Linked DNA regions of Homo sapiens: region 1 is linked to region 2. A link is an interaction called in ENCODE POLR2A ChIA-PET data of the cell type or tissue named here. Cell type or tissue: MCF 10A. All regions are shown on one strand. Links, peaks and the distances in the headings refer to the core of each region. The heading gives the core; the rest is flanking DNA.

Region 1 (8,351 bases), core at 322-8,321, 800 kb before region 2:
ATAGGCAGTATAATTATAAACATTCCAACACTCTTGTTTAATCTATACTTCCAACCCACTGGATTACTTTAAAGTAAGCCCCAAATATTATGTTATCTGTAAGCACGTATCACTAAAATATAACTACCACAATTATGAAAAACAAAATATTTTCTTAATATAATCAAGATAGAGATCCTCAATTCTAAATTTTCATATGTATATAATTTTTTTAGTGTTGGTTTGTTCAAATCTGTAACTAAACAAGATATCCTTTTTTCTTATTTTAATATCCTTCTTTTAGTAGCCTTACATGTCTACTCTCCTTAGTTCTTCTATTCTCCTATATCTTTATTAAAACATTATTTATGGCTTTTAATGCTCCTTTTTCACTTTTCAATCCCTATTTCTGACACTCCATTTATTCTGACCAAATATTGATGAATTCTCCTTTGATGATCTGACTAAATTACTGCATACTTGGCATCCAGCGAACTCAGGATTGGATTCTATGATGTGACTGGAATAGGAAATGAGATTCTGAGAGAAAGGCAATATTCAATTTGGTAACTATTTTTATCTATCACTAAATGAAGTATAGAGTCTTGTGATTTTTGTTAATAGTGGTGAAACATTTAATTCCCTCCATCAGTTCTAACATTGTAGCCAATGAAATTTAGGATAATTTACTTACTATAAAAATATTGTAAAAAACGTTTTAAATGTACCAAGGATAAAAAGAAAAATAAAGATCACCTTTAATCACTCAAGCTAGACAAGAGATAACAATATTTTGATATATTCTATTTTCCTTCTTATAATTATGTATATAGGAAGATATGCACATCCAGAGATGTGCAGCAACTGAGATCTTGTTACCTGTAGCAAAAGTCACCAGAGCCACAAACATTTAAATGACAATTTTGATGAACTGGTAGAGTCTAAATATGGACTCATGCAAAAGAGAAAATCCTGAGGGTCGCAGTGTTCAAAAAGCCACACAACTTTCTTGGGCTTCTTCTTCAGGAAGCCTATAAGATTCTCACAGTGAGGACCCAGTAGTTTCTCGCATGGCCTTGGTGGGAGCACAATCACTACATATATTTGGTGTGTATGCATTTTTTATTTCTGGGTAGATAAACAGTATTCTGGTTATACCACCTTGTCTGAAATTGAAAGTTTCATTGCATTTTAATGAACAATAATTTAAAAGTATATATTATCTCTTTTCACCATGGAGTAAATGTTGCAGATAATATCATTTGGAAAGCAATTTCTTTTATGTAGTTCAGTGTGATGGATGTTTGTTATGATTAATATCTATGACGAAAGGGAGAAGGCAGGATTCAACAAAGGGAGAATTTGGGCTGCAATGCAGTCTCAACAAAGACCTCAGGCAACCCCACAGAGAGTTATGACTCTGAAATATTTCTACAAGGTTATCTGTAATTCGAGAGAGAGGCCAGGTTTTTGTACTCATGCATTGATCAATCATTAGTATCAAGCTTGCTCTCCGGGTGTGAGTTTAGAAAAAAAAGGTTCTATTTGTCCAAGGACCAGTCCAGGAGTGTTTGGTAGATGTCTGCTAACAGTTGCATCACTCATAATAATAGAGGAATCTGGATGACACAACAGAGCAATCACTTCAGTGTAGTAGATTTTACTTCATTAAACAATGATTTTGGTGACTTTAAAAATATATAAATAAATAAATTATTATAGTTGTATTGCAGATTAATAATATAAATAATATGAAAAACATACAGCTTAATAATTTTAAGCTTTAGAAATTAAAATTGCCCAAGTTCTTATTTGAAATATATCTCTTGAATCCTAATTAAAATATTTTGTGGTAAGAATAATTAGCATTCTAAATAAAGTATCTTCAAACAAGGTTCAGCCTGAAGTATCTTTTTATAAATAAAAAATTAGCAATATTTCAAAACAGGGTACTAACAATAGGTTGATTGTAGTAATGTGAAATTCATAGAAACCAGCTAATTTTTAACTAAAATTATTCAAAATTATTGTATAATTTGAAATTGAAAATGATTTGTTGATTGCTATGGTTTGAATATGGTTTGTTTCATCCAAAACTCATATTGAAACTTGATCCCCAATGTGGCAATATTGGGTGTGGTCCCCAGTAGAAGGTGTTTGGGTCATGGGAGTGGATCCCTCATAAATAAGTTAAAACCCTCCTATGGGGTTGAAATATGTTCTCGCTCTTGGAGAAATGGATTAGTTCCCATGACAGAGGGTTGTTAAAAAGAGTCTGGCTTCCCTGGTTTTCATCCCTTGTTTCCTCTCTCACCATATGATCTTCTCCTTTCACTTTCTGCCATGAGAGGAAGCAGCGTAAGGTCCTCGCTAGAAGCAGCTGTCCAATCTTGGTCTTTCCAGCCAGCAGGATCATAAGCCAAATAAACGTTTATACATTATGTAGCCTCGAGTATAGTGTTATAGCAACACAAAATGGACTAAGACAACTGGCATCATATTTTCTGGATTACTTTTTATCCAAATAAAGGGGATAATGATCCAATTTAAGCAGCATGAAAAATATCCATTTCTATCATCTGTTGTACACTTGAAAGAAGTATCTGACAGAAGAAACAGAAAACATTCCATTAACATTCAACATAAACTTATTTTTATCCTCAGTGGAAACAGAAGCTGTATCATTTATTAGAGTGCACGCTACAGCTTTTGGTACCATATGCTCTGTCAGATTTAGGTGATACTTAATTGCTCATTGTTAAACTAAGATGACAGTCATTAATAGCATCCTGACAATTAATACAGAGGATATGTAGAAGCAGAAAAGAGTCATTTGCCATTATTTTTATCCCCCAAACTTTGAAATTAATATTTTAATAATTTTTATTCTCATCTTCCTAATCATATCTCTTTATAGGGTATATTTATATATACATCTTCTATAAAGCAAGCAGGTATCAAAAAATTAAAATACTACTGCAAATATGAGCTTACTATGATTATGACCCAGCAAATTTATTTGACATGATAAATAGTAAATATTGATTAAAACTTACTTATAGTAATTACTTTTTGTAGACCAAATGCTAAACAATGCTTTCCTAATACTAGGATGTATGTATCTCATGTCATCTTAGAAACACAATCTCTTGACCAAACAGTATTTCTTATTATTTCTTTCCCTAATAAATTTCAGCCCACTTAATGTCATTCTCCCTTTCTCTGGGTAGAAAATATTTTGTATACGGTGTAAGAAAAATTCCAAAATTTTTGACATCTTTCTTCCAGAAACATTACCAGTTGAGGTGATTTTTGTAGAAACTTTGAGGTGAAAGTGAGTACAGTTAAATTTAATGCTAACATAACCAAATTCATATTCCCCAAATTTAAATGTCAATGGATGCTTCCATTGCATCCATTCCATGGATGGCAACATTTAGTGTGGGGATTTAAGATACCATATACAATCTCATTTTATATTATATTGTTATTTTCTTAGAGAGAAAGTGCTGAAGTTATATGTGGCAATAATTCCTGAGGCTTCAAGAGCAAAAGCACTAGCTATAGTTTATAGAATAAGGTGATATATCTTAGTAGAGTCCTTTGCTGAAGGCTGGGGTGGGTGTAAAAATCTGAGAAACTTCTCACAAGTCTGAGGTTGTTCAGAAACACTTAAAATGCTAGTCTATCTTCATTTGCATGGAATCCAGAAAGTCTGCGGGAAAACAATTTAAAGTTAGTCTGGGTCAGACACCGCGGCTCACGCTTGTAATCCCAACACTTTGGGAGGCCGACGCGGATGGATCACTTGAAGCCAGGCAATTAAGACCAGACTGGCCAAAACGGGGAAACCCCATCTCTACTAAAAATACAAAAAATTAGCCGGGCGTGGTGGCATGCACCTGCAGTCCCAGCTTCCGGAGAGGCTGAGGCATGAGAATCTGCGAATCCCTTGAACCTGGGAGACGGAGGTTGCAGTGAGCCAAGATTACGTGGGTTCTCTCCAGCGTGGGCCACAGACACTCCGTCTCAATAAATAAGTAAATAAATAAATAAATAATAAAGTTAGTCTGAACCAGTTCAAACATATACCTGTTTGATAGCTGTGGGTGGGAGTGGGGTTTGGGAGGGTTGAAAGAAGGCTGTTCCGGAAGGAAGAATAATAAGGCCTTTGAGAAATTATCACCAGTGGATAAATAAATTATATAGAAAAGACCTACCTAAACAAAAAGCTGCAATGCCCAAAGGGGCATTTGTTCCATGCACGGAGTGATACTGAGGTGCAGAGGGCTACATTTGAAGGAAAGAACCATGTAGGTGACATGATAAGGTAAGAGGAGCCTGTAACCTGAGACTTGTGCTTTAGATGTTCTCAGTCTCTCTTATTTTCCCTTGTATATTATCTTGTCAAAATAATATTGATTAGTAATAAAAGAAGAATGTATGATGTTGGGGAAACCAGCCCCACACCACCCAGCGGGTACCCCGAGTCCGGCGAAGACAAAGGAGTTGGAAAGCGACAGAATAAGCGTTTAAAAGGCGGGTCCAGGAGACCGGATCATCGGAGGCTTGCTCAAGGCCTAGAGCTCTGGGCGCCGCCCAATTTATTGGTTTACAAGCTCTTTGTTCTTAGGGCAGATGGGAGGGGGAGGAAAGGATGAGGAAAAGGATTAATCACTGAAGGAGAACTTGTGAGTCATTCAATCAGATGTATAGCAGTGGCGGTTTCTGTGAATTTCCTTGAGCAAAGGCATGTGTCTAACTACTTAAGATCTTTAACTTATTGGGACTGAAACAGGTGGGAGTGGGTTTCAGGAGGAGCCAAGATGTTTGATTATACTCCACTGCTTTAAGGGAGTTTTATCTCCCTGAGCAACCTGTGGAATGCAGCTGAGCGGTTATGCTCTCCCGGCATAAAGACATGAATGCAATAACGAGACTTTTCTCCTCAGAGGCCGCCCATGGCTCCCCATGGGTGTCTCACACAGGGGAGACCAACTCAACTGGCACCCCAGAAACTCTCTTTCCAACATATCTCAGTTGTAACTCTTTTTTTTTTTCTCTCTCTCTCTGTCACACACACACACACACACACACACAATCTAGGACTTTAGAACTTTCAGATATTCCTCAGGATCTAGCCTTCAAATCTGGCACAGCAAAACCAATAACCCTAAATACTTTAGATATTAATGTATTCCAGAGGAAGGAGAGGGTTTATCCTCATCTTTTCTGCTTTGATATAAAAACAAAATGCAGTTTAGGCTACTTCCAGCTTCACCAATAGATACTGTGTCTGGGGACTGGTGTGTGGCAGGATTTGAGCAGGGAGGTGTCTTATTAAGAGGAAGGACAAATTATTAACATGGCAAATCCTTCTTCTTAGGTCACATTAAAGACAGAGATTCTTGCATGACAAAACATTTTTTCTGGATAGTGAAAATGGCCTCTTTTATTGTTTTTTTTATGTGCCGCAATACATGATTCCAGTGATAATCACAAAGTAACAAAATATTTCCAACAGCTACACATGGTTGTTGAGGATTACAGTGCATTGTTTACATTGTGAGCTATTTATTTCCTATGAAAGCATATTTTTCAACTTAGTATAGACCACATTTTATGTATGATCATTTGTTTATTTGTGATTTTAAATATTTAAGTATGCATATGTGAACCTCCAACTTTATCCATGTGCTGCAAATATAAGAGGTAGGTCTGGGCATGAGAAAATCATCTGATAAGAGTAAGCTATTTGCCTATTAACTCAAAACATATATGAAGCCTTAATTTCAGACAGGAATGGGCAACAGAAGTGTCACAATTACAAAGAACTCACATCACTCAGGTAGCCAGGGTAATTGTTTATGAAACAAGCCCCTCCAGTAGAATCTCATAAAAAGGAAGTGACTTTATCAAGGGCTTAAAAACTGTTGAAGACTAGGAGACTTTGGTGTAAGGCATGTAGGTATTTTTAGAATTTTCTTTTTGTTTGTTTGTTGGTTTTGTTTTTATTTTTTCTTTTTGAGATTGCATCTTGCTCTGTTGTCCAGGTTGGAGTGAAGGGGTGTGATCAAGCTCACTTCAGAATTAATCTTCTGAACTCAAGCAATCCTCTTACCTCACAATCCCAAGTATCTGGGACCACAGGTACGTGCCACCATGCCTGGGTAAATTTTTATTTTTATTTTCTTTGAAGAGATGGTGTCTCACCATGTTTCCCAGGCTAGTCTCAAACTCCTGGGCTTATGCAGTCCTCCCATGTCAACCTCCCAAAGTGCTGGGAGGTGTGAGCCACCATGGCCAGATTTCTTGAAAGTGTATAACCCAGGGATCCTGAGGATTGTCTAGAAATCCTGCTAATGCAACAGGTGAACATGTAAAACATTCATATAAATGTTTCATTTATGATTCATAATTCATGTGAAATAGCATGAGGAAACACAACAGAAAATAACTACAGGAAAGCTATCAGAATGTAACATAATAGAAAAACCCACCCAAGGGGACACAATTTTTTTCATTTCATTTCATTTCAACCAGTTTTTTTCCATTAAAACATGCTGTATTGCCCATTTCAATCAATGGATTATTAAACTTTTTATCTTTTATTCCTTCTAACAACTAAATTATGGCAAATCATATCAATAAAAAAGCCTTGAAATCCTTAGATGTTATAGAATTGCAAAGTATATTATTATTTACACTTAATTTGTAAACAGTATGCCATTTCCTGTCTAGTGATGCTAAAATTGTTCTTTTGTTTTTATTTTTATTTGTGAATAACTAAACATTATTTTAGAAGACTAAAATTGCATTGCCAATATTTGTTACTGTTTCTCTGATTCACTATTGCTCCAACCCAAAGTAACCTAGAAACTATTAGTTGAAAGAAAGTTGCAACTGAGATAGATTCTGATTGTATTACTAATCAATATTGTTTTGACAAAGTAATATACAAAGGGAAAATAAACTATAAAATATGTTTTGATATGCAATTTGATTCTGGGGAAAGTAAGAACTCATTTTACACTGAGCATAGTATGACTAAATTAAGCAGAATATAATAAAAGGAGCTTTTTCATTTTGAGACATTTTTGCAGTAAATACTCACCATAACACTACTGTATAAGCAATTAGTAGTTTCCAAGAACTCTTCTTGGTATATGTTTGAAATTCAAAATTAATATCTAAAATCTTCATGTAACAAGCAACATTTGTTTTTGAAAAGTGGGGTTTGAATTTTATTCAGAGAAGAAAGAGAGTAAAAGGCTTAGTTGGGTTCATGTCTTTTAGTAGGTATTTTAATGAAGACCTAAAAATTCACACATACTCTTCATCGTTAAATTTTAATTTTCATTAGAAATAATATGTTGATAGTTGCTTAGAGCAAGAGTTGACCAACTAGCAAAGTTTTGTTTTGTTTTGCCTTATTAATTCTAATCATTTACATTCTAGGTCTATCAAAAGGGACAACTGCTAATTGTTATGCATAAGTCTAAAGTTTGCATTTGGAACAGAAGAAATCCATAAGATGTGTGGTTTAAAAAAAATCCAAAATTACCTTTAACAACAGTGCCTGGTACAGTTCCAGCTGAATACTAGCTTAAATGACACTGGCATCTTTCTCCATATGAGATTTAATTTCCTTTTATATGCTAGCAGTGTCTAGTGTCATTTCTTATAAACGGACTTGTCAGAATTTAGCTCTGAACATGGTGAGAGGCATTCTGACATGTACCATGGGAAATGAAAAAAGTATGCCAACTCTTAGCAGTATATCAATACTAGAAGAGCTTATTCTCTGCTGGCAATTGGTCTAAAGTTAATTAGGTGTTTAATTCTTATCCATTTACTTGTGAGAATGACCTTTTCATTTCCTGAAACAAAGAAGAAAGTATTTGTTGAAATTTATGAAATTAAGAAATAAAAATGCAAAATACAGCAGGAGCTATTATAAAATTATGCCCATCAGTGTCACCTAAACATGACATAACAAGAATTATACACAACCTAGTATATTTCGTCTTCAAGATGTCCACCCTTAACAAGCCACTTCCTTACATTCCACCAAAAGATAAACACAATGGGAGCAGGAAATAATTTTGTTGCTTTTTTATTCACTACTTAATCCCAGTAATGAGAAGAGTAGTCAACTCTATATAATAAGGTTTAGGTAATTACTGAATGAATGAACGAACATGATCACAATTAGAATGATCAAAATTCAGTGTGAAAGTGGCCCTAATTGAGTAACAATGAAATGCTAAAAAAACCTAAGCATCTTTAATACATATCATCATTAAAATAATCATAAACATATTTTAATCCTATCTTTTCTTCTCCATTCCCCCTACTTTTTTAGAGGTTCA
Region 2 (8,351 bases), core at 134-8,133:
AACTAAATCATGTAACATATTATAATAACTAATCCATACAGTAAATTATTAATGTTATTATTTTTGTTAATTTATACTTATGCTTCATTCCTTGTAGGCTTTCTTCCTTCATTTTTTGATTGTATGTAGTGAAAAATTTCTGCTTATTGTCCCAATAATTTAATTCTCCTTCCTTCCTTCCTTCCTGATTTCCTTCCTTCCTTCCTTCCTGCCTTCCTTCTTTCCTTCCTTCCTTCCTTCCTTCCTTCCCTCCTTCCTTTTATAACTTATTTCTCTAACAGATGCATACCTGACTGGTATTTTTTTCATTCTCTATTCCTTATAAATCATTCTCCAGTTTCTTACTTACTAAAATTCTAAAGCCCTCACTTCATCTTATAACTTGGGTAACTACTTGTTAAAACTTTCCCTAGACTGACATTCAGAATCTGCAAAACTCTGAATGAGCCTTTACTATTTAATCTTATCTGCATGCCATAATACTTCTGCTTAAGTCTTAAGGCACCATATGTTCACTTAACCCTACATGTGTTATGCTTAAGCTCCACAGCAGGTGTTTATACATTACTGTCCTCTTAACTAAGCACATCACATCCATATTTCGGATAAAGTTGGTGAAACTTTCAATAATGGTCCCAGCCATCTTTTATTTTGCCTACTCTCAACCCCTGAAACAATTATTTTGAAACGTAAATCACCTAATCCCTTCATGGTTACCTAGCTTCTGTGTGTGGATTTTATATAATTCAGAATTGCATTAGGACAATAGTAATATGTCTTATGAGTCTTGTTTACCTGAGATGTGTCGTTTAATTTAAAAAGAGATCATCCGCATCAGTCAACTAGGATTTGTTTTAAAAATAAGTATGCCTAGCTTTTTCCTACTTTCAATCTACTGATTTAGAGTTTTTGGGTTATCTTGACTAGAAATCTACATTTTTAACGTGTGTACTCAGGTGATTTTTACATACATTGAGTTGTGAGGACTACTGGTATTATGGAGAATGATGTTGGAATTAACAGCTGTGAAGACTTTACTTCTCTGTAAGCTTGAGTGTTTTCTGCTGTGTAAAACATATATAATAGCTATTGCACTGGTTGGGTGTGATAAATGTGTGTAGGCTAACATAAAGCTCCTGCACATAACAAGTTCTCAAAAGGTATTTTTTGTTGTTGCTGTTTTTGAGATGGAGTCTCACTCTGTTGCCAGGCTGGAGTGCAGTGGCGCAATCTCGGCTCACTGCAACCTCCATCTGCTGGGTTCAAGTGATTCTCATGCCTCAGCCTCCCGAGTAGCTGGGATTACAGGCATGCGCCACCACACCTAGCTAATTTTTGTATTTTTAGTATAGATGGGGTTTCACCATGTTGGGCAGGATGGTCTCGTTCTCCTGACCTTGTGATCTGCCCACCTCGGCCTCCCAAAGTGCTGGGATTACAGGCTTGAGCCACCGTGCCCAGTCGGCATTTGGTCGTTTGTGTATTTAACCAGAATACTGCCAAAATTCATCCACTACTTATATAAACTTTTCATACAAAAAGATCAACAATTTTATTTGAAAAGTCTTGATGTAAATACATAATTTTTATTACATTTATATCCAAGTGTTATAGATTGTTCTATGCCCTGCAAAATGATACATTGAAGTCAGGACTCACAGTAGCCCAGAACATGACCTTGATTAAAAATTGTGTCATTATAGGTATAGCTAGTTAAGATGAAGTCATACTGAGCTAGGTTAGACCTTTAAATTAGTATATCTGATGTCCTTATAAGAGAGGAGAAAGTCCAGTGAAAAGCCAGATACAAGAGAGATATGAGGGCACACAGGGAGAAAATAGTTATATAACAACTGTGGCAGAGGTTGGAGCATTGCTGCCATAGCCAAGGAATGCCTGGGGCTCGCAGAAGCTGGATAGGCTAAAAAGAATCTTCCTTTACAGGTTTCTGAGGGAAAATGGCTCTGCCAAAAACTTGGTTCTTCTAGAATCAAGACTTTTAACCTCTAGAACTATAGAGAACTAATCTCTGTAGTTTTAGTCCACCCAGTTTATAGTACTTTGTTATGGAAGCCCAAGGAAAATAATACACTAGGAATAGGGAGATAGGTTTTATTCAAGTGATTTTTTCATTCTTTCTTATATTTTGTATTTAATTTTTTAAAATTTGTGTCAATATATTACTTAACATTTTAAATTTTAATTTTTATTACTGTACATTATTTTCATAATAATCATTCTAATTTTATACTTCAAAATTTTATCAATGAGGTATATTTGGACCATATCTTAGAACATATTATCATTCATCTATGACACAACAGAATATGAAGTCAAGAGAAAATTTGGTGTTACAATTGAAAAAAAATTTGTCATTTTCCAGTTTGAAATTCAATAGAAAAATCATGTTTCTGTTATAAAAGATTCTCCAATTTACTCTTCTAAAAACTTTATTTTCCCCTTTTAAGCTGTGTCCTGCAATTTGCCTTTGAATCATCATAAAGCACATAATGTAATATTGTTTTGTTCTTTGTCACTTTAAAAAAATGTGTTCGTGTTAAATGAGTTTTATTGGCAGTGATAGATGGGAGGATTTTGATCAGTAAAACATCACTGAGAAAGCAAAATTTTCTGAACCATATTTTATTTTTTGTAGAAAACATTACTCTAAACACTGGCCTAATTCAATATATGTTGAATGAAAACATGTAACAATTAATTAACAGATTAATTAACTGATTGGTTAACATGTGAAGGGGAATAGGAAGGGAAATGCGTCAAGGACAAGGTTGGTTTAGGAGTTTAGAACGATAGGAAGGAGGATGCATATTGTGAAAGCCGTGAGGAGACCATTTTAATTATAGAGACTATATTGAGGGTAAGAATGATTACACAAATTCAAGTATTAAGAGAAAGTTAGCATCTGGACATGAATAAAAAATGATTTAAAACTATAAGCAGCATGTTTAATTTATTAAGCCTTACTGGCTGCAAATGTTATATTGCATTTCTATTGGCCTTACAAAAACAATTGTAAGATAATGCCTCCAAATTAGTTACAATTTCCAGAATAACATAGCCAACTGAAAAAATAAGCAAACGAAGGAAGTAATATAACCCCTGCAATACTGCACAGTGAAATAGAAAAGGTGAACTGTCTGCCAGAGTCAAATGGGGAGCTAAAATAACAGAGGAATGTTCTACAGAAAAGTCACAGGATTTGGTAAAAGATTGCTTAAGGACTGTTTTAAGCCATGGGCTATCTGTCTCCAGAATCCTGGTAACAGAAAATACTTGACTATAGAATGTAAACAGTCTACTGTTTGGAGTGTGAGAAGAGCAAATGACTGTAACTCTTCGGGAGGAGGAAGACAGGAAAAGCAAGCAATAATATCTATTCATATTCCTAGGCAGTCTTGCTGTTTCTGAAATACTGAGAAAAATGTAGAAGGGGTACAATATGTTCATAAAATATATCTTTATTAATTATACCACCACAAAAGAGAAAGTAGTGATGCATCTTTTACCCCAATCATGAAAAAACAAAACAAAAAACAAGAATATCTGTTGCAAGGGCACCATCTGCTGGAAGATCAGTAAACAAACATAAACCAGCTCAGAGGACAGTGATCTGTTCACAAAATTATAATGCCAATGTCCTCCATCTAATCGAAACTGCAGGCTATTAAAATATATATGTAAATGTTTAATGATCCTCTGAGGAAGAAATAATAACAAGACAGCTCATTGCATAATGAGAAAGTATAATAAAATCTATGAAGTAATGAGATTGAGTCTCTTGTTAGATACTTTAGTTGCAATTTGCTTTCCGAAGAATGATATTTTTACACAAAATAAACATACATACTAATACAACTGACTATAATATTGTATCTAATTGTATCTCAACAAATATGTTTGACAGTCTATACAAACTTTGGTAATTAAATTTCTATTTTGTGGTACAAAATGGGCTGTATACTCTTTCATAACAGATTTTACACATATTTTCTTTGATTATATACATACATATAGAGATAGAGAGAAAAGTAATTTTAAAAAAATGTAATCAGACACAGGATTATATTTCTAGATTTTCATAATTTTATCTCATAAGGTTTTGCAAGCTCTCATTTTTCATTCCTTTCACAGCCTTGCTGACACCCATACATCTAAATTTTGTTTCCTCCTTATATCCAGAATTGAACTATTCAAGGATAATTTTTCCCATAATATTGGCTTTCTAGTGTTTAGATATGCTTCTCCCACCTGTAGTTAAAATAATGGTTCCACTTCCTGTTTTCAACCCTCTGAAATCTTCACTTTTTATTTCCAGATCTGGGTAGTCTTTCCTCCCATGCAAGCCCCTATGTGTCCCTCCTATCACACTCTCTTTCATCTACCACACACTTTACATTCTGACCTATAAAAAAGGAAGGAAATCATTCGTCAGAATTTCCCTTGAGTATAGAAATATTGTATTTATTTATTTGTTTAATTTATTTGTTTTTGAGACAGGATTTTGCTCTTCTTGCCCAGGCTGTGCAATCCAGGTTGTGCAGTGGCATGATCACAGCTCATTGCAGCCTCAGCACAGCTCATTGCAGCCTCGGCCTCATGGGATCAAACGATCCTCCACTACAGCCTCCCAAGTGGCTGGGACCAAATGCATGTGCCACATGCTTAGATATGGTTTTTTTTCTTTCTTTCTTTCTTTTCTTTTTTTTTTTAAGAGACAAAGTCTCCCTATGTTGCACAGGCTACTTTTGAACTGCTGAGCTCAAGGAATCCTCCTGCCTCAGCTTCCTAAATTGCTGGGATTACAGGTGTGAGCCAGCACACCTAGCCATTTTGTGTTTAGAACAAATATTCAATAAGTTCAGTATTTTGGAGGTGAAGACACAGAGAATACGCACCACTAAACATTATTAAAAATGTGCTTTCTAAAACATGTGGACACTGTTGTTTATATGATTATTTGGTTTTGCTGACCAACAATATGAGCCTTTGGATATGCATTATAAGAAACAAGAGCAGAGTTAAACTTATTTTTAAAAAGTATTTCTTTTTAGAGATAGGATCTCACTCTGTTGCCCAGGCTGGAGTGCGGTGGCATAATCACAGCTCACTGCAGCTTCAAACTGCCTGGGCTCAAGCAGTCCTCCCACCTCAGCCTCCCAAGTGGCTGTGACTACAGGCATGTGCCACAATGCCCAGTTGAGTTCAACTTATTTTTAAAGTACAGCAGAGCAAAGCCTGTCTTAGACGCTGTATGACCATGAAGGGATTTTGGAAAAGATAAATAACTACTACTAATTTTGGAATTTATCTGCTGTAGAGAGGGCTATATTAAAACAAACAAACAAACAAACAAAAAACACCTCCTTTCTCTTTGCTATGTAATCTATCTTTCTTTCTTTCTTTTTTTTTTTTTTTTTGAGACGGAGTCCGCTCTGTTGCCCAGGCTTGAGTGCAGTGGCGTGATTTCAGCTCACTGCAAGCTCCACCTCCCAGGTTACGCCATTCTCCTGCCTCAGCCTCCTGAGTAGCTGGGACTACAGGCGCCTGCCACCTCGCCTGGCTAATTATTTTTTGTATTTTTAGTAGCGACGGGGTTTCACTGTGTTAGCCAGGATGATCTCAATCTCCTGACCTCGTGAACTGCCCACCTCGGCGTCCCAAAGTGCTGGGATTACAGTCGTTTGCTATGTAATCTTATGATGAAAAATCTAAATTGCTTAGTAAACATGTTATATGATGATATTATATGGAAGACTCAAAAAAGTGCTATTTCTGCACCAAGGTTAGTATAGGTCATAAAGACAGAAAATAATATGCTCTAATAGGCCTTGTCCTGATTGCTAAAGAGCAAACACTTGGCGAGTTCACAATATAAAGTGAGAGTCTCAAAGACACATTCCCTAACCTACGTCAAATGGTTTAATTTTATTTAATCCTCTTTTCTGAATACAGCCTTTTCTGAAGTTAATGAATTGGTTTTACTTCATGAAAATAGAATTGTGTAACCAACACAATGTTGAAAATGTAAAAATCTACTTATCATCCACACACACATACAAAAACACACATTTTATGCTTAATTATTAATTTTCATTACTTTAAAAAATGTTCAGTTTTTGTTCCACTAAAGACTGACATGCCTCACCCATTGGTAGAATTCAATCATTCATTCATTTAAAAAAATATTGAGCATTGCCAGCTCAGTAGACACTGAGTTGACTTGATTATACTGGATAAGCATTAATACATACACAAGTTCTAAAATATTTGCTGATAAATATAATTAATGCCAGAAAGGAAAACAATAAAAGATTCTCTGAGAGTAGGAAGTCACACAAAACTTATGGATGGGATGAGTAGGTTCTTCCTAAACTTCATCTTAAAGAAGAGAAACTTGAAGGGAGGCTAAAAGATTGATGTGGAAGATCATTTTCAAAAAAAGCTGCAATGACGCCTCTAATCCGTTTGTATACATCTTTTTGTGCTGTGACTTTGCCACTACTTCCCCTATTGATGAGTGGGGTTGATTTCCGCATCTTCCAAGTCTGGATTGGCATATGACTTGCTTTTGCCAGTGGGGCAATAACAAAAATGGCCACAAGCAGAGATTTGAAAAGTGCTTACAGGAGAAGTGCCAGACGCTAATAAAACCATTTCATGAAAACTCACTCACTATCATGAGAACAGCATGTGGAAAACCACTCCCAGGATCCAGTCACCTCCCTCCCTTGACATGTGGAGATTACAATTCGAAATGAGATTTGGATGGGGTCACAGAGCCAAACTGTGTCACCCAGATATGTAAGTGAGTTAGTGGGAGATCATTCAGGCCCAGCTAAGACAATGCAAAACAAAACAACCTCTTAGCCCTTCCACAGAATCACAGAAACATTAGAAACAATAATTTGTAGTTTTGTACTACTGTGTTTGGGGCCATTTATTTAATAGTAACAGCTAACTGAAAAAATTGTGCAGAAGCAAGAAAAACAGCACTAAATATTCTGAGCTGAAGGACTAGCATGCAGCAACTCTAAAGTCTAACTGGGGGTTTTCAATAATATAAAAAGTGCTGCATATAGCAATGGGGAAAGGATTCCCTATTTGATAAATGGTGCTCGGAGAATTGGCTAGCCATATGCAGGAAATTGAAATTGGATCTCTGCCTTACACTTCATATAAAAATTAGGTCAAGATCAATTAAAGACTTAAATGTAAAACCCAAAACTATAAAAACCCTCGAAGAAAATCTAGGCAATACCATTCAGGACATAGGCACAGGCAAAGATTTCATGACGAAACAAGGACCAATAAGGTTTGAGAGTTAAACAGAATTCTAGGTAATATTACTCCCAACTAGCCATTTATAAAAAAGGTTAAGCTTATAGAAACTGGAATGAGAAATTTTTGCAATCTTAAATTGGGATGTGATAAGATTTGTCAGTTTTGCAGAATCAATTGACATGGAGAGGTCAAGATTAAAATGAAGGACAAAGGATGCTCTTGTTTCAATATAGGTGAAGCATAATTGCAGTTTGAAGGATGATAGCAGTGGCATGAGTGCATATACACTTTAAACCTCTTTCTTTCCCTTTGCTGAAGATATGAATATTTTTAAATAATCTTCAAAGTTGAAGAACATAACTAATCTGTTGTCACTGAAATACTATGGTATTTTCTATTGAACTAATGGTGTTAAATTTTAGAATGATAGCATTCTGCCTTATTCCAGTAGTTACAGAGTTGTTTGCAAGTAACCTGACAGTTTTCAATTATTTTACTTTAATGTACCTATTTGTCAAAACTCTCCCCTATAATAGATCTGGTTCCCTCTGCACAAGGTGTGAAATGGTCTGGAGATCAGAATGTACAACCAAGTAAAAAGCCTGCTGACAAAAGAGCATAGTGCTGGGGAATGAGATAAACTTTTTGAGATCTCTGCACTCTTAGTCTCACAGAAAAAGAGTGAACCTACTCATACACCCAATACATTGCTGCTACAATCAGCATTTGAGAAATCTATTGCACAAAAGCCATCTATAATCAAGGAACTCATACAGACCCAAGGCCCCCTGAAAGGATCTGGAATAAAAGCCAAGCAATAATACACAACATACATTACAGTCACACCATGAAAAGGAAAAAACATAGTCCTACTGAAATGAGAGTAAAATCAAAAATAAGAAGTGACAGCTTCTCCAGATGAGAAGGAATCAGCACAAGAACTATATCAGCACTCACACACGCATACAAAACAGTGTTTTGACATCCTACAGGATCACACTAGCTCCTTAGCAATGGATCCTAACCAAAGTGAAAATTCTGAAATGACA

The links. ChIA-PET counts read pairs that join two places held together with the same protein. Peaks named below come from ENCODE experiments on the same cell type or tissue, not always from the same donor. Only the 100,000 strongest peaks of a DNase experiment are listed, where the experiment ranks them.
Region 1: POLR2A ChIA-PET joins it to region 2 with 10 read pairs; 2 of 35 experiments call an interaction of 5 or more read pairs at or near these places.

What each region holds. Positions count from the first base shown.
Region 1 is chr4:116,976,883-116,985,233 of GRCh38, reverse strand. No RefSeq gene overlaps it. Among named protein-coding and RNA genes, the nearest start is that of TRAM1L1, 100 kb to the left of the region's middle. RefSeq lists an enhancer at 4,047-5,246. In MCF 10A, for the core only: no CTCF peak of the experiment used is centred there; a DNase peak (open chromatin) is centred at 4,593.
Region 2 is chr4:116,175,481-116,183,831 of GRCh38, reverse strand. No RefSeq gene overlaps it. Among named protein-coding and RNA genes, the nearest start is that of MIR1973, 120 kb to the left of the region's middle. In MCF 10A, for the core only: a CTCF peak has its summit at 3,571 (motif pointing left); no DNase peak of the experiment used is centred there.